Linked DNA regions of Homo sapiens: region 2 is linked to region 1. Evidence: chromatin loops called from intact Hi-C (ENCODE). Cell type or tissue: endothelial cell of umbilical vein. All regions are shown on one strand. Each heading gives the region's core, and the rest is flanking DNA. Links, peaks and the distances in the headings are about the cores only.

The links. A loop is a pair of places that touch in the nucleus more often than their neighbours do. Peaks named below come from ENCODE experiments on the same cell type or tissue, not always from the same donor. Only the 100,000 strongest peaks of a DNase experiment are listed, where the experiment ranks them.
Region 2: a loop joins it to region 1, with 30 times the contacts of the local background. A loop is called at or near these places in 7 of 110 quality-filtered maps.

What each region holds. Positions count from the first base shown.
Region 1 is chrX:152,621,202-152,637,189 of GRCh38, reverse strand. It overlaps MAGEA3-DT (MAGEA3 divergent transcript), which reads left to right. Exons shown (of 5, transcript XR_938525.3): 4 at 1,203-1,308. Among named protein-coding and RNA genes, the nearest start is that of GABRQ, 8.7 kb to the left of the region's middle. In endothelial cell of umbilical vein, for the core only: CTCF peaks have their summits at 4,295 and 4,500 (motif pointing right); no DNase peak of the experiment used is centred there.
Region 2 is chrX:151,819,182-151,835,169 of GRCh38, reverse strand. No RefSeq gene overlaps it. Among named protein-coding and RNA genes, the nearest start is that of MAGEA4-AS1, 84 kb to the left of the region's middle. RefSeq lists an enhancer at 9,479-10,025. In endothelial cell of umbilical vein, for the core only: no CTCF peak of the experiment used is centred there; a DNase peak (open chromatin) is centred at 9,109.

The DNA of each region.
Region 1 (15,988 bases), core at 3,236-5,735:
GTGTCTCATCAGCCAGGGGATGCAGAATGAAGGTTCATGGCTGACACCATAGAAGGGGAAAAAAAGGCCAAGGTCAGTGTTTGGGGTGTTCAAGGGAGTTAGGCACTGGAGACCAGGGTATGCCAATGTTCCTGGGTTCTGACCCCATCATATGGAAAAGCCTGACATCTTGACTAGAGGGCTCTTATTCTTTCCACTACCTCAGACTCTGCCCCTATGGGACAGAAAAATCGTGGAGGATAAGAAATGCCTCCACCCAATTTCCTATGTCCTTCCTATCCCATGACAAAGCAAGTTCAGAAAGCTTAGAAAGTGGCCTCACCAGAGCCCATAGGGCAAATGGGTAATCAACAAACAGAGCTGCCATGTTCACCGGCATGCCACCTCCCACATCACACCATTGAGAAGAGTTGAAATCAAAACGGATTTCAGGTTTACTTTTGGTTACCTAGAACATTCACTGAGAAACACAACATCTCCCCCTTTTTTTCCCCTCAGTATTTGATGAAATGAGTTGAGATTGCTGGTGCCCAGCAAAGCATGACTTACCTGGTAGGCCAAGCAGTTTTGCACAGCTGAGGGTTTAACTCTTTTACCACTCCCCCTTTAAAATCATTTTAGAACCATACTTTTATGAAAAATGTCTCTCATAGTTTCCTGCCTTCTTTTAATGAGCAGAACACCCTCACACCTTTCTTTCCCATCTCCCCTCTTTCCCTGGCCATTGCAGTAAGAAAAAAGGATGATGGGACCCATTTGTCAGGATCACATATGAGAGCAGATTAAACCCACCTCTACTGCTACCAGTCCTGTCCCATCACCTCTGGTCACACAGACGTCCTTGTAGAGAAAATCCTTGTTTGCCAAAAATGTTAGAGCCATTCCGGGGCATTTTGTCCAGCCACCTCGGTTGTAATGTAGGGAAACTGAAGCCCAGAGAAGAAAAAGGGATTGGCCCAAGGTCACACAGTAGCAGAGGCCAAAACTAAAAACCACATTTCCAGGTCTGCTTACTTCGAGAAGAGTGCGTTTTCAGTCTAAGTCAGCTTTGACTGGAAGTTCTAGCAACCACCAGCAGGTGGGAGCAGATTTGTTTGAATGTGGGATGTTCCCAGCACTGAGGAATCAAATTCCACAGGCAATTGGTCTGGTCGCTCATTTGTTAGGGGAAACAAGCCTGAAGCCTGAAATTTTGTTCTTAGGTACCCTTGTGACTATGAAGATTGACAAAAAGTTGACGGCAACGATGAATTCTCTTCCAGAACTTACATCCCAGAAGGCCCTCCCCTACTTCGGGTCTCCCTAGAGGTAATGCTTCATTGAAATTTCTGACTCACAAGAAAAGGATAGCCAAAATACAAGAAATACAAAAATGCCATTATAATTTGTACTTATTGAGCGTTTGCCTAGTTAATTTATTATAATATCCATAAAGATCTAGATTGAATAAGCTTAAACCTGAATATGGGATAATGGTGTAGGACAAAGAACACTCATCTGGAAGTTAGCCCATCTGTGTTCTGACCCAGCTCTGCACACGACAGTGAATATTCCAGTTTGGCTAAAGGGTAGAGTAAGTTTGGAGGTAAGACAACAGGTGAGATAGGTAAGAGGTGAGAGATTAGGCAGAACCTGACTTTGTAAGCAACACACACTCAGTGTACAATAAATTCTTGTGTAATGAATGAGGCAAGAGAAAGAATCTGGGTCCTAATTTTCTAAAATAAAAAATTGTATTTTATTTTAGAGTCAACAGTAATCTTCTGAAGGATTTGTGCAAGGGAATGATACAATCAGAGTGGCACCTTCGCACTGAAGGAAAAACTGGGAGGGAGAGGGACTGGGGGCAAGAAGAGCACACATCTCCTTCTGGTAATGGCCAGCTAGGTAACTTGGACTAGCTGTTCCAGTGAGGACAATGAAACAAACTGGCTGAATGTAGAAAGAAATAATTGTCATAAAGAACTGAGAGATACTGAGGCTAAAATCCGGAAGAAGACAAGAACCCAGGGGGGAAAGCCCAGCACTAGAATCCTCTTTTGTCCTGATGGCTTCTACTGAATCTGGAAGAGAGTTATGAAATTGAGCTGCAGTTTTGGTGGCATCATAAGGAAAAAAGTGAAAGCTCAAGGCCCAAGGAAGTAGCGGATTTGATTAGCATTCTTGTCACTCTCAGCTGAGACCCTGAGTGGCTACCCCTTTGGGTTAATGGTGACCTATAAGTAACCAGCCCTTGTGTGGTCTTGTAAACCTAGATACTCATCATATGGGCAGTCCAAGGAACCTAAAGCCCTGATCTTGGATTAAAGTGGCCTTGGACAAGTAGTATCCTCAGGCATTTGAAAATACCCCAGCAAATGAAAAGACTCTGCTGGAAGGTATTATCATATTGGGCCTAGAATCATTTGTACAATAATTTTTCAAAAATATGTCAGCGTATAGTCAAAGATAACTTGGCATAAAAGGAAACACATAGACCATGACAGCCAGTAGACAACAAAAACAAACTCTCAAAGACTTCACGTATCAGAGTTACGTGACAAAGACTACAATAACTATGGTTCACTTTATTCCAAAAAATTAAAAATAAGTTTGAAAATATCTGTAAGGAACAGAAAATCATAAAGACTAATAGAGCTATTTTGAAAAAAATCAAGGTGAAAAACTAAACTATAACTAGTGTAGTTATACTAAAGACTATAACAATGAAACTTGAGAATTTAATGGATGGGTTTAAGAGAAGGCTAAACACAACTAAAAAGAGAATTATTGAATTGGAAGATAGGTTATAAGAAATTGCCCAGAGTTCTGTCTGGAGAAACAAATTATTTGGAAAAATAAAAAAGGGAGGATGAGAGACTCAATTAGTAGAGTGAGAAGGTCTGCCATATATTTAATTGAAGTCCCAGTTGAAGATGACGGCTGTAAATTTGAATTCACAGATTCAAAAAGCCCAATAAGTCATAGGCAAGATAAATTAAAAGAAATCTACTCCTAGACACGTTGTAGTGAAAGTAAAGAAAGCCAGAAGCAAAGAAGGCTATATTACTGGTCCAATTAAAAATAATGAGTTCCTGACCTAGAGCAAGAACAGGAGAGACTGAGACTAGGGGATGGAAGTTAGACCCTGGACTTTAGAATGCTTTTACTCATTTTTTTCCATGCTGAAAAAGGCACTTGTTAGAACAACCTGACACCTATGAGCCCTCCCTAGTTGTCATGCTTGGAAGGCCATTGTTCTATCGGTGTGTGTCCGTCATCTCATGGGCCATCAAAGAGGCAAATATTTTCCATGGGTGTGAAATGCTAGTTGCTGCTGAGGTCTAAGGCTGGAGAAATGTGCTTATATATGGCTTCCTAAGAGAAACCAGAATAAAAGTGAATCTTTGTAGAAGAGTTCCCTTCTGCTTACCCTGCCCTCATCATTCACTATTTCTAAGGAAAAACATACAAAATGAACAGTTCTGTGGTTCTCAGGGTGTCTTCCTACACTTGGGCTTCACTATATGCAATTGCTCCTTGGGCTATCTCATGCTGGAGCACAGTAACATTCCTGCAGGGGTTTATATTATAATACACTGAGCTACAAATAAAATAGGCTGTCTTTTGAGAGTGTGGGCTCCTTATTTGTTACTAGAGCTGTTTATACAAAGACTGAATGAATGGCCTCCTGTCATGGGTAGAATAGAGGAAATTCTGCTCCATGTGGGAAGTGGTATCAGAGCTCCTGTGTTTGGCTCAAAATCCTTCATGCATTTATTCTACTTGAGGGACAAGCATTTTTATGTACCCTTAAGGACTCTTCCACCACCACCACCACCACCACCACCACCATTACCACAGAAATCCCTTTTTCCAAGAGAGGAGAGTGGGAGGGCAGGAAAGCCTTCTCTATTGCCTAACCTCAAATCAATCAGAATGCTGTCTGACAGTGAAGACACAGACCTACCTTCACTTATAGCATGCAGTATGTGACCCACAATTTTGACTAACTGTCACAAAGGGAGGGGGTGCTGAATTTTTGATTCTGAGGTTCCATATTTTCTCTTCACTTTTTCTCGGAATTCACATTTTATGTAGGTCACAGCTCCCTCTCTCCCCCAAGCCTGCAGAAACGGGCACTGTATTAGGTATAGCATCTTCTAAAAGCATCTCCCTCCCTAACTATGAAAGAGCAGGAGCGGTGAGAATACTCCACTAACTCTAGAGTTTTTCTCCCAAGGACAGGTTGTATCGTAGTGTATTAAAGGGGCATTTGATTATGAACTTGAAGATCTAGATTGGAGCTCTGTCACCAGCTATTATACCTAGGCATGTGTCTCAGCCTCTGAAGCTCAGCTCTATCATCTGGAATATGGGGGTGGTAATAATGCCTACTTGTTAATGGGAGAATCCAGACAAAAAGGACTCCCTTTCCATCACAACTTCTAGCTTTGGGACCTCACCTCCCTTATCCAGTCAGATTTCTCCTTTCTCCATCTGGAAAGGCTGCGGTCACTACCAGATAGAGCCACTAGAGGGCCTCAGCTCTCCTGGTCTAATTGTGGAACAAACCTTTCCATTTATCTATTAAATAATTGTTTCTCCGAATCCAACAACAGCAGCAAAACACCTTATGCAGAAGCTCACTGAAACAGAGGGGGATAAGCACAGGGAGCAGAGACCTTTTTGAAGGAGGAAGTTTTAGTGCGCAAATGGATAGACCTTTATTTCTACACTGCGGTAGTTGCTGCCATCAGCTACTCTGCCCCTCAGTGAGGATGGTGATGGCTAACTTCTGTGCATCCCTGCCCCTGTTCCCAAGGGGTGAGAAACATTGATCCTGTACAAATCATGAACGGATATCTCCTGGAGCTGTGGAGGGCACAGCCAGAGTGGCCACATGTGGTACACCTGGTGAGAAAGGCTGCTTTCTTACGTGACTCCCTTACCCCTGTGATATAGTTTGGCTGTGTCCCCACCCAAATCTCATCTTGAATTGTAGTTCCCATAATCCCCACGTGTCGTGGGAGGAACCTGGTAGGAGGTAATTGAATCATGGGGGCGGTTACCCTCATGCTGTTCTCGTGATAGTGAATGAGTTCTCATGAGATCAGATGGCTTTATAAGGGGCTTTTCCCTCTTTTGTTTGGCACTTCTCCTTGCTGTCACCATGTGAAGAAGGATGTGCTTGCTTCCCCTTCAGCTATCACTGTAAGTTTCTCGAGGCCTCCCCAGCCATGCTGAACTGTGAGTCAATTAAACAAACCTCTTTCCTCTATAAATTACCCAGTCTCGGGTATGTATTAACAGTGTGAGAGCCGACTAATACACCCTGCTAGTCTTGCACCTGTCCTCAAATCATTTTGGGTTACACAACCCCCCTTAGCCCCTAATTAATGTACTCTTGTATCTTTAGCCGTGTGCTCTCTGCTCCTCCCTCAGGTTAAGTTCTACCTGACCAGAGGATTTTCTTTTAGATAGTCTTTTGACATCAGTATACTCTACATTTGTGGTAACAGCGATAATTCATAATAAGGCATTGAATCTTTCAGCAACTCTAGTCCCTTGTACTTCTCCAAATTGCTCAAAACCATGCTTTTCTGCACGATCTCTGAGACAGATTCAGTAGCACTCACTTCCATCTGCAGGCCCCTTTCAGTTAGTTGGGGCCATGTAACTGGTTTTAGACAATGAAATGCAAACATAAGTGGCACAGACTATTTCCAGGATGAAGCATTTGAGAGTCAGTTTACTATCCTTAAGCTCTCTTTCTTTGCCCTGTCGACCCTGAAAGCCATATGTTGAAGTGGGAATATCAAATATGGAGAGAACCTAGACCCTGAGTCTTCCGATAGAGGATGTGACCTGCATCTGACCATGTGTGACCTGGAAATCAAGCTTTGATATGCTAAGTTGCTAAGATTTAGGGACTTAGTTATCATTTCAGCAAAGCTTAGCCTAACTTGATAAATAGACTCTGGCACTCATCTCAGTGCCTGTACCATTAGTCTAAAGTCCCATGTACAACTCTTTCTGCATGTTTTACAGGTAGCTTGAATCCAAAATATCTCAGTCTTCTCCTAGTACTCTGCAAATATGCTCCTTTTGGTGTGTTCTCAGTCTCGGTGGACTGATATTCAGTTGGGACCTGGTTGGGACCTATAAGACATCTATAGCATTTCCTTCTATCTCCCCACCCCCATATTCAGAAAGTCATCACTCATTCATTGATTAGCTGTTCACTGAGTACCTTTTAGGTGCCAGGTACTACTCTGAGAACAGGGATATAAAAGTAGAAAAAAAAACAGTGAAAGAAATCCTTGATATAGTGGAGCTTATATTATATAGGAACAGGAGGCAGATTACACAGAATTGAAATGAATAAAGTATCTGGTTTATTAGATGATGATAAGTGCAACAAAGAAAAGCAAATCAGGGAAGGAGAGTAGAGAATGCTGGGCAAATGAGGTGGTAATGATTGGAGGGCAAAGACATTATTTTAAATAAGGTGGTCAAGGAAGGACTCATTGTGAAGGCAGACATTTGAGCAGAGACCTTAAAGAGAGGGTGTAAAGCCGTATAGACATTTACGGGAAAATGATTCCAGGAGAGTGGACAACAAGGGGAAATGCCTGAAGTTTTTGGTGTATGCAAAGAATAATAAGGAGGCCAGTGAGGCTGGAACACAGTGAGTGAAGAAGAAGAGAAATAGGAGGTGAGGCCAAAGTATAAACGGGGGCTAGATCGTGTAGTGACTTGTAAACCATGATAAGAACTTTGACTTTTACACAGAGTGAGATAGGAAGCTGATGGCGGATTTGGACATAGGAAAGACATGAGCATATTTATATCATGACAGTGGGATCATGCTTTTTGCCTATTGGAGAATAGGTTCCTGGGGTGGGGGTAGGGCAGAAGCACAGAGAGCAGTCGGGAAGCTGCTGCAATAACCCAGGTGACAGATGATGGGCTCAGCAGACCAGGGTGGTAGCAGAGGAAGATGTGAGATGTGGTCAGATTCTGGATATCTTTTCAAGGCAGAGTTGAAAGGATTTTCTGACAGATCAGACAGAGAATATGAAATTAAGAGACAAGTTACAAAGGATTTCCGGAGTTTTGGCCTGACTAGGTGGGGTAACTGATTTGCCATTTATTGAGTTGGGCAAGACTCTGGGAGGAAGAAGTTAAAGTGCATGAATAGCCAATAATTTTATTTTGAACATTTTCAGTTTGCTTTGATGTTAGGCGTCTAAGTGACGATGTTACACAGGAATTTGTATATATGATCACCACTTTCCCTGCCCAGCACATTTCTACTCATCCTTTAAGGCCCAGCTCAGCTGTGATGAAGCTTTTCTCCCAACTGGCCAAGCAAAGATAGTGACCTCTTCCTTCATGCTACAAGGGAGCCTTCGACAGTCCTGTGGAACAACATTTGACTCCCGTATTGTCATTACTGCCTTTCAGCTGTCTTCCACGACAGACTGACTGGGCACTCCTTTAGTCCAGGGACTATTTCTGGTTCATCTTGTGCCTGCCTAGAACACAGTCCAGAGTCTGGGTTATGGTAGGCACTCAAAAGATATTTGTTGAATGAAGCATCCCAGAAATGAAAATAAATTTTCCATAAGCTGGAGCTCATGAAAAATGAAGACTTGGAAATGGCCATCATATTTATTGGTTAGAAGGCTCATTGGTGACCCCTGGGACAGCAGAAGCCTGAGAGCCACACTGAGGAGTCAGGAATAGGACACCCTTCTGAAAGTGTTGCTATGTGGCCATTTTTGCCTTTCATTTTGATAGTCTTGTCAGTGTTTCTCAAGTGGTTAGGCGATGAAAGGGATCAAGATTTGTGTCTCCAAGTGCACTTCAAAGAGGGCATCCTCTTCCCTGGAAGAAATGCTGTAACTATAGTAGTGGGTAGGATTTATAAGGAGACAGATTGGCTTAGATTTACTTCTAATGGAGGAAGCACCAGAGTCAGACAAATTTAGCAGCTCAAATCCCAGCTCTGCCACTCATCAGCTGTGTGACAAGTCACTTTCTCTCCTTGATCCTCAGTTTCCTCATCTGTAAAATTTGACGTTGTGGGGATTAAGTGCAATCAAGTTGGCAAAGCGCCTTCAATAGTTACTGACACAGTAATTGCTAGGGAAGAGTGGACAAAAGAGAAGCAATAGCAGGGCTAGCCAAAGATGGGGCTAGCGTTCCCCATTCCTGGAGATATTCAAGGACAGACTGCATTACCATTTTGTGGGAACATTATAGAAAGGATTCTAATGGTTGGACCAGTCGAAAATTGAGGTCCAGTCTAGCCTTGAGTTTTATAATTCTAAGAATCCCAAGGAATAGAAATGCAGATACAAATGTTGCTACTGAAACCACTCTACTCATAGTGGAGCACTCATGTGCCAATGGGTTTTTTTCCAAAGGCTTGTGTGTGCGTGGCAGCATTGTCTGTGTGGCAATGTTGTGTGGGCAGCAATGCTGTTGCTGATTTGAGAGCACACTGCCAGCTGTGCTGCCTGCTGCTGCCACACCTGGCACACTGCCTCAGCACTACATGTCCCTTCCATAGTCAAATAGGCCCCTGAAGTGACTGCATGTTCATTTTACTCTTTGACTCAGTCAGCTGGGGCCTCCCATACTAATCTCTCATTTACTCCTTTGCAGTATAATCATAATTGACTCCCGTTTGGGGAGAAGGCTTCAGGAGGTGGTACAGTGAGAATGCTTGCTGCTTATCTTGGCTTCACTGTGTGGCATCACCACCGATTTTTCAATTTGACCTTTGAGACTATCTCTGTGATGCTTCTCCCCACTGCGTCCTCCTCACACCCTGCTCCTACCCCCAGTTCAGGCCTTCATCCCTGTCTTGCACTCTTGTAATAGCCTTTTAATTAGTTTGCCCATTTGGTGTTCACCCTATCTGTAATCCACTCTGATTCTAACTTACACTTTTAGCTCCTTCCTCCTCCTCCTTCCTGTCATTCCCACCCAGCTCCAGTGCAGAGGGGCTACTGGCCTTTCTCTGAGTGACCCCCACTTGGCAGTTATTCAGTTTGTCTCCTTCATCTGCCAAAATTAAATCTATCTTTTAAACCCGAGACCGGATACCCTTTTCCCCAAAGCTAGCTGTGAGGGTTTTGACTGGGTGGCTCTATTTGTGTCCTGATCACATGGTGCCTTTTATTGGAGTCCTGTGTGTGCATCTTATTTCCCTTAAAAGTCTGGGAGCTTCATTTCTCTCATCAGTAGCTACATTCTCTCCATATCTCTCCTCATTTTGAAAACAAACTCTTCTTGTCCACCATGATTTCTCCCCTGAATCCCTACCTCATTAAAGAAATAAATGAATAAACCCAGTCAGGGTTTCTGTGGGTTGTACTGAAAAGTAATTTTAACACCTGACATCCTAAAAGCACAAATTACATAAGTAATTTTAGGGACGAATTGACAATTTAGAAGTCTGAGTGAAAAAAAACTCAGGCTACAAATGATTGATTCTGCTGAATGTTGCCTAAGTGCTCTTAATTAATCAACAAGGAGCCACATTTGCTCCCCTGATGACCTTTTCTCTCCTTTAGAAAAGCCAAGCCCAAGGGAAAGGTGTTTAAACTGTTTATTTGATTCATTTCTTAGCTTCTGAGCTTGACTACCTTAAGCCTTTGGTTTGTTCTTGAGGATTATGGGGCTTTTAAGAATTGAGCCATTCTCTAGTTTGCTCTTCAGGATATGGGCATATTGCATTCATCTAATCCCTTGAATTTACAGAGTGGGCTAGCATAGAAACCAGAAGTGAGTAGAGCATTTATTTGGGCAGCATGAATTTCTGTAAAAGAAGATGACAGGAACTCGCTGCAGTCCTTCTGTCAGCTCCCATGTTCCTGATGTTTATAAGAGCATTGCTTATGTAGTGAATCGTTCCCCTGGACACATTTCTTCCACATGGTGCCTAATGGGTTGAGGTGGAGCGTGAAGGGCCAACATGCGCTAGTGGACAAACAGCCACCAAAGCGATGTTTACTAACACTTTCACCACTAAAGTATGGCAAAGGGCTTTCAGAACAGGGTGCACTCATATTCAAGTGCATGACACCGTTCCAGAAGTTATGATGACCAGAAAAGCTTTATTTTGAATTGAAGGTGCTACTTGGGAGTCAGCTTTAGAAATAAAGTCAAAATGACCCTTCTTGTGTTCCATTAGATGTAAATATAGTGAGACAGCTTCTTCCCAATGAAATGCACTATTATAGGACTCTCCTTATACAGTACTTCACTTTAGATTCACTTAGATTCATTAAACTAAATGCTTGTTCCAGACACCTGACTTGCAAAATGTACTCCCTATTCCAGCCCACTGCTGAGAAAATGGCCAGCCTACTCCAGAAACCAATAATAATAATTTAATCACCACAATAGTGCTGTAATCTGGGTACTATTATCCTTCCATTTTCCAGTCAGGAGTGGAGAAGACATGATGGAGGTCAGAGCTTGAGCTCTGAAGCCCAACTGTCTGGATTTGAATCCCAGCTCTGACACTCACTTTCTGTGTGATCTTAAGCAAATTACCTAACTTCTCTGTGCCTCAGTTTCTTCACCTCAAAGGGGTATAGTAATAGGAATTCCTTATGGTGTAAAATGAATTAATACATGGAAAATACCTAAAACAATTGCTGAGCACATGGTCAATGCTCAAGTAATGGGAAATCTTCTGGAGTTAGGTGGCTGTTTTCTGGCCAATCAGTAAGACAAATGGGATGAAGAGAACAAAAATATGGGTCATTGGAGTAGGCCGGACTTACCCGTAGTTACTGGGATAAGCTATGTGATTCTGGTTGGGGCAGAGGCACATGTATAGAAAGGTTGCAGAATGCAGGCCAGAGGGAGTCAGTGCCTGGGATGTGTCCCAAATGTGTCTGCCCCAGCCTGAAGCTCCTAAAGCCTGGGAGATGAATAGAGGCCTTTTTCTACACACACTAGACTATAAGAAGAGTTGAGAACCCCAAGTAATATGCAAACTACTAAGTTCAACGAACCACAATTCATTTTTAAACAATTAATTCACCTTCTTAATTTAGATGTGGCAATTTACAAAGCAACGGACCACTTGGCATAGATTTTCTTTGGGGGACATGGAGCACAGTTATTGGCTTATACATAGACGCATCAAAAACCCTAACAAGGTGGGACCACCTTGTCATGTTATCTTGGAATTTCTAATGATTTGACTTGGCTTCGTGTTTTATTGGTACTGTACAATTTAAATATCTCAAACAGAGTTTCATTCAAGGCTCTCAGTCCATGTTGAACTAAATGATGACTCCCTTTACTTTCTAGTCACACTGTCAGGGAAATTTTTACAGCAGCAGCTTCAGCGTTTATACTCTGCTGTCAGCAACTTCATCTCGGATATCGATGTGGACACGGTGCTGGTTCACAATGGAGCACAGGGCAAGATACAGGATTTCTTTACATTTCCAGTTTGGTATAGTGAGGTATAGTGTGCTTAAAGAGACCAAACACCACCCCACCCTGCCAGAGAGAAAAGGAGAAATACAGCCCAGCAAAGTGTTTCTTGGCTTGAGTAAGGTTAGATATCATGCCCCTCACTTGGAGTTGGATTTCAGTTTCTGACTACCCAAAGGGTTTCACATCCAGCGACACTGGCAATGAGTGAGAAGAGCCCCTTAGTATAGATTCACCAGGCTGCTAAATAGGTGGACTATTTAGCAGGTGATACAGTACCCCTCCATCCATTTTTTCTTTCTTCTCTTAAAAATACCATCTTTATTAAGATATAATTGACATACCATACAACTCACTGTATTAAAGCGTACAATTCAATGTATTTTAGTGTTTTCACAGAGTTGTGCAACAGTCACCTCCATTTAGCTTCAAAACATTTTCACCACTCCCAAAGGAGACCCTTTACACATTAAGCAGTCACTTCTCATACCCCCTTCCCCCCAGCCCTGTCAACCACTAAACTACTTTCAATCTCTATGAGTTTGTCTATTCTGGATATTTCATATAAATGGAATCATGCAATATGTAGCCTTTCGTGACTAGCTTCATATACTTAGTTTAATGTTTTCCATATTCATCCACATTGTAGCATGTATCAGTACTGCATTTCTTTTTAAGGCTGAATGATATTCCATTGTATAGATATGCCCCATCTTGTTTTATGTATTCATCGGTAGATGGACATTTCTGTAGTTTCCACCTTGTGGATATTGTGAAAAGTGTTACCATGAAAACTCAAGTATATGTCTTCATTGTGTACACACAGTGTGATAACATCTGTTTTCAATTATCTTGGGTATATACCTAGGAGTAGAATTGCTAGGTCAAATGGTAATTCTGTGCTTAACTTGTAGAAGAACTACCAGAGTGTTTCCCATAGAGACTATACCATTTAAAATTCTCATCGGTAATATATAAAGGTCCAATTTCTTCGTATCTTTACCAACACTTAACATTTACAATTTTTTAAAATTATAGCTATCTTAGTGAGTAAAGTAGTATCTCATTGTGTATTTTTAAGAACAGCTTTATTGAAGTCTAAGTGATCTCCAAAACCCATACATATTTAATAAGTACAATTTGATGAGCTTATACATATGCACATACCCTTGAAACCGTCACCACAATCAAAGCAATAGATACACCCATCATCTCCAAAAGTTTCCTTATGCCTCTTTTTTGTTCTGTTCTGTTTGTTTTTTGTTGTAAGAACACTTACTGTGACATCTACCCTTTTAACAAATTTTTAAGTGCACGTATCATGGTGTTTTGATTACCTAGCTTTGTAATTTATTTTTAAATCAAGAAGTGTGATGTCTCTGGCTTTGTTTTCCTTCTCAAGACTGCTTTGGCTATTCTGGATCTTTTTTAGTTCCATATGAATTTTAGGATTTTTTTTTTGTGGGGGGGAAAGCCATTGGGATTTTGATGGGAATAGCATTGAATCTGCAGATGACTTTGGGTAATATGTACATTTTAACAATATTGAATCTTCCAATCCAGGAACACAGGACGTTTTTCCATAGATCAGTTTCTTCTTTAATTTCTTTCATCAATGCATAGTTTTCAGTATAAAAGCCTTTCTCTACACTGGTTAAGTTTATTCCCAAGTATTATATTCTTTTTGATGATATTGTAAATGGAATTGTTTTCTTAACTTGCTTTTAGGATTGTTCATTGCTAGTACCTTCAGGCGTCACTTAATTATGGGGATCCATTCTGAGAAACGTATCATTAGGCGACTTAGTCATTGCACAAATATCAAAGCATACTCACACAACATAGACAAACCTGCATGGCTTGTTACAGTACTGAATCCTGTAGGCAATTGCAACACAATGATAGATATTTGTGTATATCAACATGTCTAAACATAGAAAAAATACAGTAAAAATATAGTATAAAAGGCAAAGATGGTATATCTGTATAGGTCATTTACCATGAATGGACCTTGCAGAATTGGCATTGTGTCCTATACAGTAGTGTGCATAGGACATTATTGCACACTACTGTAGACTTTATAAACACTGTACATTTGTGCTACACTAAATTTATAAAAATTCTTTCTTCAATAATAAATTAACCTTAGCTTACTGTAACTTTTTGTACTTTATAAACTTTTAAACTTTTTCACTGTTTTGTAATAACACTTAGCTCAAAATACAAATACATTGTATAAATGTACAAAAATGTTTTCTTTCTTTATATCCACATTTTAAAGCTTTTCTCTCTTTCAATTTTTTTTGTTTTTGCTTTTTAACCTTCTTTGTTAAAAACTAAGACACAAGAACACACATTACTCTAGGCCTACACAGAGTCAGGATCATCAATATCACTGTCTTTTACCTCCACATTTTGTCCCACTGGAAGGTCTCCAGGGGCAATAATACACATGGAGCTGCCATCTTCTATGATAACAATGCCTTCTTCCAGAATACCCACTGAAGGACCTACCTGAGGCTGTTTTATAGTTAACTTCTTTAATAGGTAGAAGGACTTCACTCTAAATTACTGATAAAAATATAGTTTAGTAAATACATAAACCAGTAACACAGTTGTTTATTGTCATTATCAAGTATTATGTACTGTATGTAATTGTATGTGCTAGACTTTTATATGATTTACAGTGCAGTAGGTTTGTTTACGCTAGCATCACCACAAACACGTGAGTAATGCTATGATGGCTATGGCTTCACTAGGCCATAGGAATTTTTTAGCTCCCATTATAATCTTATGGGACCGTGGTTTTATATGCGGTCTGTTGTTGACTGAAATGTTGTTATGTGGCGCATGAATGTATACAGAAATATCACTAATTTTTTTGTGTTTATCTTGTATCCTGAAAATTTGCCCAATTCAATTAAATATTTTTTGGGGAATCCTTTGAGATATTCTCTACATAGGATCATTCCAGCTCTGAATAGAGCGTTTTACTTTTTCCTTTCCTACTTGGATGCCTTTTTCTTTTTTTCATATCTAATTTGTCTGGCTAGAACTTGCAGTATGATGCTGAGTATAAATGGCAAAAGACAGCATCATTGTCTTAACCTTAGGGAGAAACCTTTCAGCTTTCACCATTTATATGATGTTAGTTGTGGGATTTTCATAAATGTCTCTTATTTTGTGAGGAATTTCTTCCCTTCTATTTCCAGGTATGTTGAGTGTTTTTTTTTTATCATGACAGGGTGTTGGCTTTTGTAAAATTCATTTTTTGCATAAATTGAGATGATCACCTGTTTATTCCCACCTTCATTCTATCAGTGCACTCTATTGCATTGATTGATTTTCATATATTGCAGTACTTTTGGCTTCTTGAGATAAATTCCACATAGTCATGATGTATACTCCTCTTAAAATGCTGCTGGATTCAGTTTGCTAGTATGTTGTTCAAGATTTTTGCATTTGTATTCATAACAGATGTTGGCCTGTATATTTCTTTTCTTGTCTGGCTTTGATATCAGAGTAATGCTGACCTTCTGAATGAGTTAGAAGGCTCTCCATACTTTTCTATTTTTTGGAAGAGTTTGAGAAAGATTGGTATTAATATTTTAGATAATTTGTAGAATTATCCAGTCATGCCAGTTGGTCCTGGGCTTTTCTTTGTTGGAATGTTTTGATTACTGAGTCAATCTCTTTACTTGCTACAGTTTATTCAGATTTGGTATTTACTCTTCAGTCAGTTTTGGTAGTTTGTATGTTTCTAGGCACTACTTCACTCATCTCCTTCAACCATTCTTGGAAAAATATTTATTGACATTGTACCATGTTCAGGCACTGTGCCCTGCACAACCAGTCACATGTTCTGCTTCTGAGGAAGTGAAATTTTAGTAGAAATATACACAGTGAAACAAGGGATTCCAATACAATGTGATGTTGTGATATACATTCGAGGGGCCTCTGAATCAGGCTTGAGGGCTCAGGAAGAAAATTGCGTGGCTGGGGTAGAGGTGATTGGAAGTTTTAATTTTTATTCTTTCACACCTTTTTAACATCAACCCTGCCTCAATTTATAAACAAGTCCTACTTAAGAGTAAAATGTTAAATCCAACCACTTTTCTATACCTTCACCTTTTCACTCTGGTCCAGTTACCATTATTTCTCAGGTGGATGGACAACTATAGTAGCTTCTAACTGGCTCCCCTACCTCTGATCTTGTCTCCTGTGGCAAATATCATAGATTAGCTCATTTCACTCTATTCCAACCCCAATTGTAGTAGACCTTACTAAATGATAGAGGTTGGAAAGCTAAAGACTATATTTCCCATGCCCCATAACAGCCTGGATTCCACAGATGATGTAACCTCTGCCAAGTAGACGAACTTGTATGTGATTTGGAAGGGGGAGTGAAGCAGAGTCCCTACTTCTGCTTCTGTGATTTCTGTTTTCTGTTAGGGAGCATGGTGCTGGAAGCTTTTGATTCTTCTGCATCAGCAGTCACAGAGATCCCAAGGTAATGTTCCTAGTTTTGTGGACATCA
Region 2 (15,988 bases), core at 7,713-10,212, 810 kb after region 1:
GGCCACTCTAAAAGGTATAGTGGTATCACATTATCATTCTGATTTAAAACTTCCTAATGACATATGATGTTGAGCGTCTTTTCATATGCTTACTTGTCATTCATATATTTTTTGGTAAAGTGTCTGTTTGGGTCTTTTGCCCATTTTAAAAAATTGGGTTGTTCATTTTCATATTGTTGAATTTTATGAAATCTTATTATATTTTGAATAACAATACTTTATCATATATATCTTTTGCAAATATTGTCACTCAATCTGTGCTTTGTCTTCTTATTCTTTCAGCATTGTCTTTCACAGAGCAGAAGTTTTTCATTTTCATGAAGTTCAGCTTATCAACTAGGTTTTTCATGTATCATGCCTTTGGCGTTGTGTCTAAAATATCATCTCCATATCTGAGGTCATCTAGGTTTTCCCCTGTTATCTTCTAGGAATTTTATAGTTTTGAATTTTACTGTCTGTGATTAATCTTGATTGAATTTTGTGATGGATGTAATTTCTGTGTCGAGATTCATTTTTTTCTCCTTGTAGATGTCCAGTTCTTCTACCAATATTTATTGAAAAGACTCTTTTCTCCATTGTATTGCCTTTGTTTTTCTGTCAAAAATCAGCTGAGTAGAGTTATGTGGGTCTATTATTGACCCTCTGTTCTTTTCCGCTGATCCATTTGTCTACTCTTTTATCATACTATGCTGCCTTGATTACTGTAGATTTATGGTAAGTCTTGAAGTCAGGTAGTGTCAGTCCTCTGACTTTGTTCATCTCCCTGAATATTGAGTTGACTATTCTGTGTTTTTTGCCTCTCCATATAAACTTTAGAATCAGTTTTTGTGAGCAACAAAATAAGATGCTGGGATTTTTATTGGGATTGCATCGAAATTATAGATTAAGTTGTGAACAACTGACATCTTGACAATATTGAGTTATGTTATCCATGAACATAAAATCTCCTCCATTTATTTAGTTCTTCTTTGACATCTTTCATCAGAGTTTTGCAGTTTTCCTTACATGCTGTACGTATTTTGCCAGATTTATATCTAAGTATTTCATTTTTAGGAAGTTCTGTGTTTTTTATTCAAATTCTACTTGTTCATTGCTGGTATATAGGAAAACAACTGACTTTGGCATATTAACTTTGCATCCTGCAACCTCACTGTAATTACTTATTAGCTTCAGGAGGTTTTGTTGTTGTTGATTCTTTCAGATTTTCTACATAGGTAATCATATCATTTATGAAGAAATAAATTTTTATTTCTTTCTTCCCAATCTATATATCTTTGGTTTCATTTTCTTATCTTATTGCATTTGATAGGACTTCCAGTATAATGTTGAAATGCTGTAGTGAGAGGAGACATCCTTGCCTTTTTCTTGATCTTAGTGGGAAAGCTTCTAGTTTCTCACCATGAGGTATGTTAGCTGTAGGTTTCCTGTAGATGTTCTTTATTAAGTTGAGGATTGCCCCTTCTATTCCAGGTTTTCTGAGAGTTCTCATCATAAATGGATGCTGGATTCTGTCAAATACTTTTTCTGTATCCATTAATATGACCATATGATTTTTTTCTTCTTTAGCCTATTGATGTAGTGGATTACATTAACTTATTTCTATTGTTGAAACAACCTTGCATACCTGAAGCAAATCCCACTTGGCTGTGATGTACAATTCTTTTTTATACATTGCTGGATTCCATTTATTAATATAAATATCTGTTGAGGATTTTTGCATTTATATTAATGAAAGGTATTGGTTTGAAGTTTTATTTTCTTATAATGCCTTTGTCTGGTTTTGGTATTAGGGTAATACTGGTCTCATAGAATGAGTTACGGAATATTCCCTCTGCCTTTGTCTTCTGAAAGAGATTGTAAAGCATAGGTATAATTTCTTTCTTAAATATCTAGTAGAATCCACCAGTGAGAACTCATCTGAGCCTGGTGCTTTCTGTTTTGTAAGGTTAGGAATCATTGATTCAATTTTTCAATAGATATAGGCCTATTCAGATTGTTATTTGTATTACTTTTTAATGTTACTCTAAGTGCTTAATATACGCCCCTAATTTTTCGTGGTTTAGTTAGAGTTAGTGCTCTACACAAAATACTGTCACACAAAATGTAAAAATCTTGCAACTGAATTGGTCCATTCACTTCACCACCCTTCCTGCTATAGTTTTCATACCCACACGCACACACACGCACACATATATGTACTACATGCTATATATGTTATATGATACATATATATGCTATACATATGCTATATGCTACATATGTTTGTGAAACAAGAGGGGGGAAATTGATTTTTCAAATTTTCCCATGTATTTAACTTTTCTTATGTTATTCTTTTGAGTCCGGATTTATCTCACCCCAATTTAACAAATCTGCCTTCTCCCAGATTTGTTAAACATTAGAGTCACCTGAGGAAGGTTTTGTAAAAGCAGGTGCCTAGTGCCAGGACAGTACTGTTCATAGGTGAGGCTTAAGCATGGGCCTTTGCAAGATGCTCCCAACATTACCTGATGTACAACCAGGGCCAAGCAGGCCCAAGCGCCTCCTGAGCTGCCAAATAGCATGACAAATATCCTGGGGCTGGCTCGCTGTTTTATCCTGTTCCCACCTCATGTGTTATCAAGCTATTGGCCTTATATTATCTGATTATGAGTGCCTTTCTTATCTCTCCTAAAATGTCCTTCTTCAAACTTCAAAATCTTCTCCTAACTCATGAATGTTGGCATTAGAAGACAAATTTGGTCATTCTTTCTTATAGCCTCTATCTTGCCATTTGACTCTTCCTATGATGTATCTTTAGGTTCTCCAGCACTGTCTACCCATCCCAAAAAACTCTTTCATTCATTCTTTACAAAAAGTATGTGTTACTTCTAAACTTCACCCTTATGGATATCACAGTGACATGAGAGGCATGTAGCAATGTAGGAAACAGTGTGCTTTCTTGAGTCAAGTGGTCTCAGTTCAAAATTCATCTTGACTCCTGATGAAATTCATGATAATAGACAAGCAATTTAACTTTCTGTCTCTCAGTTTCCTCACATGTAAAATAGGGATAATAGTAATTCCAACCCATAAAGTTTTAGAGAAATTTGATATGCATTGTTTAGCACAATACGTGACACTAAGAAAGTTCAAATCAATCAATAACAGCTGGTTATTGCCATTATTATGACAGAAATGGTCTCTGTTCTCTACAGAGCTTACTAGGCCAGTACTAACCTAAGTGTGGTCCAGAGAGTGCTACTTATCCTTGATGGGACAGGGAGCTTGTAACAGAATGTAAACCAAATCATCACTAAGCACGCTGTTTAATACAGTTGACGTTTATTTTCTTTTTTATTTATTTATTTTTTGGAGTCTTGCTCTGTTGTCAGGCTGAAGTGCAGTGGCACAATCTCAGCTCACGGCAACCTCCGCCTCCCAGGTTCAAGCAATTCTCCTGCCTCAGCCTCCCGAGTAGCTGGAACTACAGGCACATGCCACCACGCCCAGCTAAGTTTTGTATTTTTAGTAGAGATGGGGTTTTATCATGTTGGCCAGGATGGTCTCGATGCCTTGACCTCATGATCCACCTGCCTCGGCCTCCCAAAGTGCTGGGATTACAGGTGTGAGCCACTGCACCCTGCCCAGCTGACGTTTATTTTCTAGCAAGACTTTCTCAATGAAGGAGTTAGAGCATTGATTTACATTCTACAGCAAGTGTCTCATTTTGTAACCAACCTGTACTTTAAGGAGCACTTATCCTGAGGATTTGTAGCCTCCCTGGTGTAGCTAGGTAGTGGAAATTGTTCTGGGCTTGAAGGCAGAAACCCTGATGCCAGCTTTAGCTCTATCACTGGCAGGCAAGGTGACCGTGGACAGGCCATTTAAACCCTGAACCTCTAATTATTCATCTGTAAGATGGAAATAATTACCTCTCTCTCCTTCCTTCTTGCCACCATGAGTTTCACGTGCACTTGAGGGCTGCAACAATGCCAGGAAATGCTTCCAGGCCTCTACTGGGAGAGTAAGCCAAATCAGCCCCTGGGGTCATTTAAAGTCAATAGCTCTCCAGAGCTTCAGACAGAGCTCCGCGGCAGAGTAAAGAAGAATGAGGCTTGCTACTAGCTTCCTGCATACCAAAACCCAGACGTTGTGACTCCCACTCTCAGGTTAAATAGAGGTAACCAAAGGCAACCAAAGCCATCATTCATTCTCTTTCAAATAATGTTTTGTGTTCAAGCTAAGTGCCTTCCACTTAAAGGGTACTTTGCAATTTGGGGCCTGGCAATGGCATTGGCCACCCATTACTTAAAATCTTCCCAAATGTACAAACATTATTAGTACAAGCATGGAACAGACAAAATAACATAATGCAGCTGGTGGATAATGGGGAGGACATTGAGGCTCAAAGCATCAAGTGGATCCTCATAGGCAATAAGCCAATCCAAGAAAACATTGGGCCCATACCGCCGCCAGAGCACTAAGGTAGCTCTTCTTGGAATCGGTAATAGTGCAGCACTAATGGCTGCAAAAAGGACCATATTTTCTCCCCATTCATTAAGCCCCAGAAAAAGGACTGCATGGACCTCTTTACTGCTTTAACACACTCATTAGATAAAATGTACCAGTTAACCTCCTCAGAGGAAGACCATAATCTGAGCACATGAATTCTGTCCTCCCCACCCTCCTCCGCTCCGGAAGTCCTCTACCTGGCAACAACTGTCAATTCTTTGCTAGGTAGCTGCTTGGACCCACCTGACAACATCGCTGTTTATACTCTCAGGTTCTCTGCTGTCCGCTTGCTAAGGGATTCAGCTAGCTGAGAGAGAGAGAGAGAGAGAGAGAGAGAGCGAGAGAGAGAGACCACTAGACCACGGTTATCAATATTTGCCCTAATGTAATGTCTTCAGTGACTATCCAAAGGCAAGCTCTAATAATTATAGCTCCCATAGTGTAAGTGCCTCTCTGGGACAAGGCAGTTTATGACCAGGGTCTCAGGGGCCTCCCTCAGCTCTTGCTTTGGAGCCTAAGTGTCACTGCCAGTATGATGGCAACTCTGTTAGCAATATCATGACCCCCAGAACTCCTATCCTCTATTGTCATCCTAGAAACTGCCTCCCTGATTGTGTGTCAAATGAATTTCTGTCCATCTTGAGCTCCCATCGCACCTGCAGTTGAGTAAGGAGTGCAGTGGAGGTTGGCAAGGGCAGGTAGCTGGGAGAAAGCACCGTCAGTATGGAACTGAGTTTGGTTTTGATTTGGGAAGATAGGCTGTTTGTATAAACCCCTACAATCCCTGTGTCGCCCCCATCATGGCATTTAGTTGGCTGTATAAATTGCTTTTCCCATAAGACCATAAGTTTCTGGATAATAAGGACTCTCTTTCTCCTCTTTGTGACTTCAGCATCACATAATAAGCATTCAATAAGTGTGTGTGAACAAGTTCATGGCCAGCTGGCCAGCTACTGCTCATGCATTTCCTTGCAGCTTCAGATCACTGGTTCAGCAGAGTTGGTTTTGGGAAAGCAGTCTGAGGTGTCATCACAGAGCAAACACCATGGATGAGTGACACGGGGATAGTCTTTGCCCAACGTGTATATATCAAGGGCCCACTTGACAGACATTCCCTCAGACCACAACAGCCTGCCCAAGGCCAACTGGAGAAAGCCCTACACAAATAAAACTATCCCTTCTACCGGCAACCTGACCGGTCATGTTCCTGTGTATGGCAGCTATGCATCTGGGTCAGCTGACTCCACCCCTGGCGCTTGTATTAAGAAGCCCTAGTGTGAGTGGGCAGGCCCTTGGGTGGATAATTTAGATGTTTGAGCACTCAGGTCTCAGCTACGGAGTCCAGGGGATAAGGGGACTCCTAGAGATGGAATGGCTAAGGGCCACACAAGCCTTCCTTGACAAGCTGAACTGACTGCTCTTTTCCATTTCCTGTGCTCCAAGAAGAGGTTTTCAGCCAGGTTTGGGGGCAGAAAGAAGCTATGAAATAAGACTTATGTCAGGGAGTAGTATGGCTAAGGGATAGCATAACAAATATTTCGTTTTCAACTCGATAGGTGCCTCTACAGTCATATTCCTAAATCAGTGATAGGAAGAAATGCTGGTGTCTTTACTTTTCTCTGTTCTACAAAAGCTTTTGATAGAGTTGGGGGTTACAGAATAATGCATAAGGAAAAATTGAGGCACAATCAATGACAGTCTGCAATTAAGTGCTAAATTGTCTGGCACAGGCCTTAAGTGCTGCAGGAATCCAGGGGAAGGGCAGTCAATGAAGGCTGAGTAATTTGTGGGTGGGTGGAGCACTGATGTCTGAGAATCTATAATATGACTCCAGTCAGCACAGATTTCCTGGAGGAGGTGGGATTGGCACTGGACCTTAAAAGATGAGAAGAACTGGGCTTGAAGGAGGGAATGGCTCTGGTTCAGGGCACAAGGAATGGTAGAGCAAAGGTAAGGAGGCAGATGGAGATTAGATCCAAGTGCAGAGGTCTGGCTCTGACAGGGGTGGGGTGGTCTGTACAGGGAATCAGAGTGATCACATGACTGGCTGCCGGGGCAAGGATGATGTGGAACTCTGACTCAGTGCCTCTGGGTAAGTGGACTAGGTTGCAGCTGTGCGCCAGGTGAATCTAGAACTCAACAAATAAATTCCCTTGCAAAAGTGAATTTCCTGGGCAGTCTGCAACAGGGTTCCTCCCTTCCAGGAGCTCTCATCCCTGTACAGGCAAAGTCTCATTCAATGCCCACAACAACCCTGGGAGGAAAGGAGGAATTGCTAAGGATTCATAAACTCCAAATACACATGGTCTCAGCGGAGACAGCAGAGTGGGTTGGAAGGTCACCTGTCTCCTGGATTTCAAGGCAAGCACTCTGGGAGGCAGCAGAGGTAGCAGATATCAAACTGTGCTTCCAGGAATCTGGAAGTACGTTCAACTCAGAATTCCTCACATTGTTCACTCCCTGCAAATGCACCTGGTTAACAATGACAATAATACTGTCATTGATTGAGTGCCTACACTGTGCTGGGTACTTTAAAGGAAATAATTCATTTCATCCTCACAATAATCTTTTGAAGTGTGGAGTTACTGTCTTTATCCTACAGATGAAGGAACTGAGGCAAAGAGAGGTTAAATAACTTGTCCAAGGTCACATGACTGGTAAATGGCAGTCAGGATTCCAAACCGCGTAGCCTCTACTTCAACTCTCTCGCCTGCCTCATTCCACAAGCACCTGCCCTCTGGGTAGATCTGCGATGGATCCCCTATAGGAAACATCTTATTCACTGCCTATTAAGAGACTCAAGACTCCAAAGAGATGTGGTCTGACCAGAGACAGTGGAGTGGGTAAGAATGTCCTGGCTCAGAGCCAGCGTGTTTCTATTTTCCCACTTGCTATTATTACTGCTGCCTTAGCTCAATCAGCAGCAGCAGCAAAAACAACCTAGCACTTCCTTGGAACCCCAATCCTGCTTTCTCCATTTGAACACCCTGAGAGTCCTATGGGAAGAGGCAGGGCACGTGCTGTGGGCCTGGAAGGAAGGAGGAGGCGACACAATAATGTTGCCAGAGGCCAGGGAAGGAGGCAAGGGGAGGAGAGTATTAATGAACCCAGGGAATCATGACCAAGGGCAGAGGAGGATGAGGTCCCACAGGCAGAGAAGGGGAGAGGTCATGAGGTGCAAGCCTTTTAGCAGAGCCCAGACTGAGGGGCAGAGAGTGAGGGCAAACAAGCTTCGGTGAGATCGAAATGACACCTCAAAGCAGCCCTTGTGGGAACAGTGAGCTGCCTTGATTGTTGACAATGAATGGTGACTTCCAGACTGTCATCCGACATAGAGACACGGTAGGCACCTGAAGCAGGGTCCACTGCAGCAGGCTCTAAGCCCTGTGCTTCACGGGCCGCTGTATTCTTACCCTTTTGCTGTGCCACAGACCCTTAGCTGAAAGATGAAGCCCACAGATTCCTTCTGACAATAATACTTGAAATGCATAAAAATACACAAGGTTATAAAGGAAACAAATTATATCCAAATATCAAACAAAACTTGTATGAGATGCTAATATAAATTTTTTGTATTAATGCATGAAATCAAATCTAGTGGTGACTGTAACTACTACTATAATTTCAAACTACTGTCCACTATAAGGGCTGTCTGGAGATAGCTACAATAATAATGTGATATGAAAATCCCTCTGATTTCTCTCAGTGGCAAAGCCTCACGTACTACTAATGCTACTGTGGTTCATTGCCTACATTCAAAATTGAATGAAATTAGAAATTTCAATTAGAAGTTGATGAAAATAGAAATTCATTTTTTTCCTCCCAAGATCACAGGGGTCCTGTTTGATGGGCAATGGGAATTCATTGGTCTTGGGACAAGATGATTAGAGAGCTAGTCCCAGGTTTCCTACTCATCATGTGTCTTGAAAGTGTTATCTGACTCTTGATGGCCAGCTCACAAAATAACTCTGTTCTTCCTTCTCTCGAGCATTCATGAGAAGGTGGGCCTGCTGAGTTATCTGCCCCGGTTCTGGAGACCAGGTAGGGGGAAGTTCAATCCCAAGTCCAGGTCCAAATCCAACAATCTTCCAGCTCCTATACAGGTCCTCATGCTCACAGGACCATCCTTGGATATGGAAGGGGGTTGCTCCTATCTTTGTCAACTGGTTCCAGAGGCCACGACTGAAAAGGAATTCAGACAAAGGTCACAATTCTGCCTTGTTGGAGTAAGCCAGCCCCACCCTAGTGGAGCCCTGTGAAGCAAGCACACACATCTGGTTGGATATAGCATGGAATGTTCATTACAAAATCAGTTATGCTTTTACAGTAAGCCCCAGGGAGTTTGGCAGACAAAGCAAATGACATAAAATGAGATCGAGCGTGAGAGTGAGCGAGCCAGGGAGAGCAAGCGGAAAAGAGAGAGAGAGAGAGAGAGAGAGAGAATGAATCTTAGAGAATTAAATTTGAAAGAGGCCTTAGAGGCCCTGTAGCCCAGCTCCTTTGTCTCTGTTGGAGATGCCAAGGCCCAGAGAAGGGACATGCCCTAGTGGGACCCCTGAGTAGCTCAGTGCTGAGTCACTGGCTAATTTCTTGCTCTTTGCCCTTGGCAACTCATGTCTATTTGACCAGAGATGAACCAATTGGCTTGGAAGATGCTTCTGGAAGCACTATTCAAATTAGCCAACAGCTCCTCCATGCTGCTGTATTTGTCATAACAAACACAAGAATAAATAATGCAGCCTTGAGGAGGGGCAGCCAGAAATGTCTGTACGGATGCCAGAAGCAGCCAGGGATCCCCTTTGGGGCATGCTGGGGCCCTCAGGAGGGTCCCAGGTGCTGGATTTGGCTATGACCACAGGGCATAAAGTGTGAGTGCAGCTGAGGCTTTTCTGCGTGTATAATTTCCTTCTCTGATTTCCCAAGGAGTTAATGAAAAGATTATAATCATCATCATTTTCAGCAGCACCATTGTTTTGCACTTTCATTACTTAGGTGGGTTTTAGCCCTACATAGGTTGATGGCCCTCAGTCCTTACTTGCACCCAGGACCAAATGGACCACTGGGCCAGTGCAGGACTCTGAACTCCAGCTCAGATTTCAGGCCCAGCTCTTCCTCTTTCCAGGTGAATGGGATGACTTGAGTGAATTCCCAACCTTCCTGAATCTCAGTCCCCAACTTGCAGAATAGAGAACTTAACCTCTAGCTTGTGATCTGATGGGACAACAGGTTCTGATTGCTGCTCACCATTCTCCCTCTTTGTGTGGGGATTACACAGATAGCTCCTATTGAAAAGCCTGCTCCCTGGGGGTCATACCGTTTTCTTGTTTGCAAGAAGGAGCACTTGACAGAGGCACCAGCACACTCAAAAGCGAAATCTGAGAAGAATGTAATTTTCTACTTTTTCTTCTTGCACAAAAGGGAAAATGATTTACTGCATCGCTCCCCAGAGCTTGATGTCAGCTGGCTGTAGCCACTGCTACATTAGGGAGTGACAAATCTGAAGCTTGCCATCAGAGTTTATGAACAATTTATGAGGGCAAAATATGCATCAAGCTCTGATCTTTCAGGCTAGGGAGGTAAGGCAGGGGAAAGGCCAGAGGTCACCTAGCCAGCCTCCTGCCTCTGACCACACACATTTCAGCTTTACACTAAGGTCAAATGACCAGCAGCTATAAACATGATGCAGGAAGAATGTCTTGCTGGGCACTGCAATTCATAAACCTACCTCCATCCAGAGGTAGAGGTTGGAAAAGAAAGAGCACAGGCCCTGGAATCAGACAGACCTAAGTTCCCCTCCCAGTGCTGCCACTTAAGATCTACGCAACTTTGCATCATTCTCTTTCCTTCTGTGAACAGAAGTTTCTCCAGTGACCTTCAAGTTGGTCTGTAGCCTTGACCTTTATCTTATTTCCTGTCCTCCAGGTATCTACTAGAGACTCCTGTGTGCCCCACCTCTGAACTCTGAATCTTTTCCTGAGTCCTGCTCCTCTTCCTTTGCATGCACATCCATCAACCTACCTACATTCATTGTCATAGACTCTGCCTTCCCCCGTCACTCTGGATGAACTGTCCCTTCTCTGATCTTAGAGCAGCCGCTCCAATTGTGCCCTTGATCCTATGCTTTTTTACCTACTCAAGGACATCACTATAGTGGTTTTCTCCTCTATCTGCATCATGCCACTTTCCCTCTCTACTAGATCATCTCCATCCACATGCAAACATGGCTTCTATCTACCATCTTCAAAAGATCCAAACCTTGATCCTGTCTCCTCCAGCTACCAATTTTCTTAACCCCAAAGTGAGCCAAACACCTACAAAGAGTTGTGTTCCTTTCTGGCTCCTCTTCTGTATTTCAAGTTGTTTCCCTATTCTTGTCAGCTTCTGATCCACTATTTCACTGAAATGGTTCTTAACTAGGCATAAATGGGTTCAATCGGCAAAAGCCCACATCTTCCTGAAGCTTATGATCACTTCTGTCCTCATCACTCTAGACCTTCCAGCAGCATTTGACATGGTAATCACTCCTTTATTCTTAAAATATTCTCTTCTCTGGGCAAGACCTAGAATTACTCTCACCCAGTTTTCAACCGATTTGTAGCTTCTTCTCTTTTACTGGAGCTTCTTCTTCTTCTTGATGTCTGTCCGAATGTCAAAGTGCCCTAGGGCTCCATCCTTGACCTTCTCCATGTCATCTATACTCCCTCCCTAGGAGATCACTTGATTTGCAATATTGTTTGGGCAATGATAACTTCCAGATTTATCTCTCCATCATGATCTCTCCCCTAAATATTGGACTCATGTATCAAAATACCTACTTGTCATCTCCACGTGTGTGATAGATATCTCAGACTTCACATATAACAAACACAATTCTTGATTAGCCACCTTCTGCCATCACTAAGTTTGCTCCTCCCTCAGTTTCTCCCCAAAGGGCACCACCATTTACTCATTTGCTTTGGCTTCCCTCAAAATTATGAGTCAAACTTGATTCCTCTCTTTCGATCAATCACTTCCAATAGCCTACAAATTGACAAATGCTGTGAGCAATATCTTCAATATGTAGCATTCAACCACTACCCACCACCTCTACTGCCACCACTGCGTTCCAAGCCACCACTATCTCCACCCCTGATTATTGCAATATAGTCTCATCTAGTCCAATCTGACTACTGGCTCCACTACTCACTCCACTGAACTTGAACATTACCAGTGACCTCCACATTACTAAATCCGTTGGTCACTTCTCTGTCATCTTGCTTGACCTTTTAGGAACATTGGGAAGAGGAATCCACAAGCTTGTCTGGTTTCTTTTATATCTCTCTGTGTATTTATTATCAGCCTCCTCAGTTGGCCCCTCCTTCTCTACTGTACTTCAACCTCTATCTCTGGTTAAAACATCAGCTCTGAGCTTCAGACCTATATAACCAATTGTCTACTAGCTATTTTCTCTTAAATGTACCAGAAAATGCCTCAATGTCCAAAACTGAACTCTCGATCTTCTTCCCAGGGCTTTTTGACCCCCAGTGGCCCCCGTCCACTATGCTCCCTAAGCAACAAACCTGAGAATCACCTTTGACACCTCTCTCTCCTTTACCACACCTATCCAATCAGTCCCTAAGAGTAGGACATTCTACCTCTCCCCAGTCTCTTAGCTTTAATCCCTTCTCACCATCTGTTTTAGTGGCACTTTTTAAGTCCAGGTTATAATCATCTCTCACCTGGACTTCTGCAACTGCCTCCTCTCTGGTGTCCTCACTTCTACTTTTGCCACTCTCCTGTCCTCTCAGCATGCTGCAGGAAAAGGGATCTTCTGAAAACATGGAGCTTGGCCGTAGCTCTCCTGTGCTTTACTCCCCCAGGGGCTTCTTCCTCAGTGTTCCCAGGATCAAGTTAAAGCTCCTGAGACTGGCATTCAAGGCACTGCAGGACCTGACCCTAGGCAACCTCAGCCTGTCTTCCTCCCACCACTCCTTGTATCTGAGGTCCCAGCCTCACCAGAGCACTCATGCAGTCATAACCGGATATCTGTTCCCAGGACTAGGGGATCCTCAAACGCAGGAATCTTGTCGGAGTTGCTTTGTCATCTCTGCCCCCCATGTGTGTGTCCCTATGTACAGGAGACGCACGTGTACAGGAGGCACACACAGTCAGTTTCATGTTTTCCTCCATCTGTCTCCACAGTCCCTGTCTATGTATAATCCTTCCCTGCTTGCAGTTTTCCCACCCTTAAAAATATTAGAATTTTGTTGTCAAATCTCACCAATGAGTTCTATGTGTATTATATTGTTTCTGATATTTTTGTGTTTTGTTGTGTTTTATTTTGTTTTTGTTTTATGTTATTCCTATAGTGTCATGGCTGCCAGCCCCTGGAGGCCTAATCGAAATTCGACGGGAGCCTGTCACCACTCAGCCACATAGCAGAACAACAGCCACAGCCACTGCATCAGCACAGCACTCAACAGTGTAAAAGACTTTTCTCCCATTTTCCCACCACAGGCCCCTTCCATCACTCACTGATGGAGGGAAGGCAAGGACTCCATTATTCCTGCTTAGCAGATGAGGAAACTGAAGCACTGCAAAGGTTGGAAGGGTCACTAATGCCTCTCAGAAAAATTCTCCTTGCTGAACAGGAGGTCAGGGTAGCCTCCAGCAACGCACTGGGCTAGGGTGAGACAAGCAAGGCACTGAGGGTGTAAAATTTAAGGATACATTTACTTTCAGGGTCATGCAAGTTCAAGATTGCTGCCAGACAGTAAGCGCCTGCAGGTGGAGAGGCAGACCCCAGAGTGGCCCCATGGGAACATAGCTATTACTAGAGTCCTAAGCAGGAGGAAGAACCCTAGCCCAGGGCTCCAAAGACGGCTTCCTGACTGACTTACTGGGTACCTTTGGGTCAATACCTCCTCCCCTCAGGGCCTTGGGGTCCCCAAAAATACACAGGGATTTCACATTCTCTGTCTTGTGAGGTAGTTTTGTTTCCAAGCTCTCCCTGTGACTCTGGTTCCCGGTACAGCCCCTAAGCCCAGAAGACAGCCAGTGCTAAGGAGCTGCTACTATCAGCCCCTTAGAAATCCACTCTGCATGAGTCTGAGCAAGCTGTTGTGCATAGGTTTGATTTAAGGCCATTTCAATAAGCCCCAATTCATCATCCTGAAGGCCTTTGAAGAAAAGACAACTGCCATTTTCTAAATGCCATTATGCAATCAAGCCTTTTGCAGGCAGCCCGGCAGGTCCACATGCCCGTACGCGTACCCAGACTAGTACATCTCACGTCTTGCTGAGTGTGCCTGGGCTCCCTTAACCATAGAGCCCCAATGGTATGGGGGCTGGCGAGGATGATGCAGGAAAGAGACCGGAAGCCCGAACAGTGACACGGACCACAGAACAGGCGTTCTGTGAAAAGTTGTAGAAAATCCCATAGCAAGGAGGCCCTACCTGACCCAGGATCTTTCTCGTCTGTCAGGAGCTTGAGCCTGTTCCCTGAGCTCCCTTTCCCTGCAGGGCAGAGACCCAAGGCAGCCTTCTAAGAGGACCATTGTCCCTGGAATGCAGTGCTAAGAGCAGTGACTTAGCAGCCAGGTTTGAGTCTTGGCTTCAGTACCTCTTAGCTCTCTGACCCTGGGAAAGTGAGCAACAGCTCTGCGCCTCAGTTTTCTCATCTTTAAACTGAAGGTAATAACAGCATATCAACTTCCTAGAATTTTGTGAAAATCAAATGCTGTGCTATCTATAAAACTCTGAGAATGAGGCTTAACGTGTAGTAAGCTTTATATCAGTATTATGATTCTTGTCATTTTCACAGCACCACAAACAGGAGTGGCAACTGTGGGAGCTGGAAAGTAAGCTAGGGATTCCCCTAGACCATGGGGTATGGGAGAAGCAGAGCAAGGTATGGAAAATGAAGGCCTGATTTTAAATCCTGCCTTCACTTTTCTATAGCCATGGGTTTTGGGGCAAGACTGGGTACTGGACCGAACCTCCTTCTCCATCTCTAAAAGGGGTAGAGACTCCCCAGCTCAGGGGGTTCTTTGCAGAAGTTGATGAAGAAACATATGGGACACTGCTTTATACCAGGCAACACAAAAAACTACCCAGCAGGGTACATGTGAGAACAAGGTCTCTTGTTTCCCAGGCTGTGCTCTTGGTAGGACACTAGCTTCTGCAGTGCTCACAGGTATCTCCCTAAGAAATAGCCTCTCTTCCAGCCATAGGCTTTGCACTCAGAAATGCTCCATTTGCACATTTTAAGGAGCAATCATCAGAGTCTCATGTTCAGCCTGAGCTCTTTGATATATCTGGCCAAAAGAAAGGTTCTTAGGCCCTTGCAGTTGTCTCACAGTGGGGACCAGCCACAGTAAACCTGGGCCACAGTGGCCAGCCTGTGCATTTGTTAGCTGATGCCTGTGGCGCGCTCAAAGGATGGGAAATGGCCCAAGTTAGGAGCCCCACATTAAGCCTTGGGTGCCTTTGTCTACCCAGAAGCTATCACTCTCGGGTGCTGACCTTGTGTTGGCATGGAAGCATGGGAAATGGTCGAAGTTCAGAGCCCCACTTTTAGCCTGTAACTCTTGCAAGTGGCTGTTTTCCTGGTGATCTCTTGCCCTACGACTTCTGCTCTTCCTCAACTGCCCTAACCCAAACCTCTTCCTTCCCCACATGATGAGGGAAAGGAGAGTGTGGGAGGGGGATCCCCAGCTTCTCAGTAGCCTGGAACCTCCTTGGGGAAGCACAGGAACCCTCACTCCTGCAAGCAATAGCTCTATTTTACCTGGTAGTCCAGCAGGGCACAGCTCTACTTCCTGAGCCCTCATAAAGAACTGCCCTCTGTCACATCACATTGCCAGGTCACGATTTATTTCCCCCTAGGCCAGCTGCAGTAGCCTCAGTGATGCGTGGGCACTTTTCCCCCTCCACATCTCCCCACTCTCCAGCCCAGCCATGTCAGCACGAAGCTCTCCATCAGAGGGTGATTAGATTTGGATAGGGGTTTTTTTTTCCGGACATAATTGTTTCTTAATTCTTTTAATTTCGCTACCTTTAAAGATTACAAGCAACAACTAGCACTTGATAAAAAGAACATTAGTAATTAATCGAGTTTTCAAGTAGCGCTGCTTTTGTGGCAATTTTTCAAAATATATATGTAATTTAAAATCTGCAATTTAAAATCTGAGGAGGCAGAGACCCTTCCAAATGATGCATGAGACCCCTACCAAGGGATCAAGCAATGCAAAAACCTAAGTAAGGCCCCCAAATACCAAGGAGAAATAATCTGTTCATTTATTCATTTGCTTATTCACACAATCACACATTTGCTTGGTCATTAAATTAGTTAACTTACTCTGTCACACATTCATTCACTCCTTCATTTATTTGTTCTCATCCTTCTTATATGCTCACTCACTGGTTCACACACTGACAGAATCTCTCCCTCCCTCCCTCCCTCCTTCCCTCACTCTATAACACCCATAGCCCCATGGTGACGTAGGGCTTTAGCTGA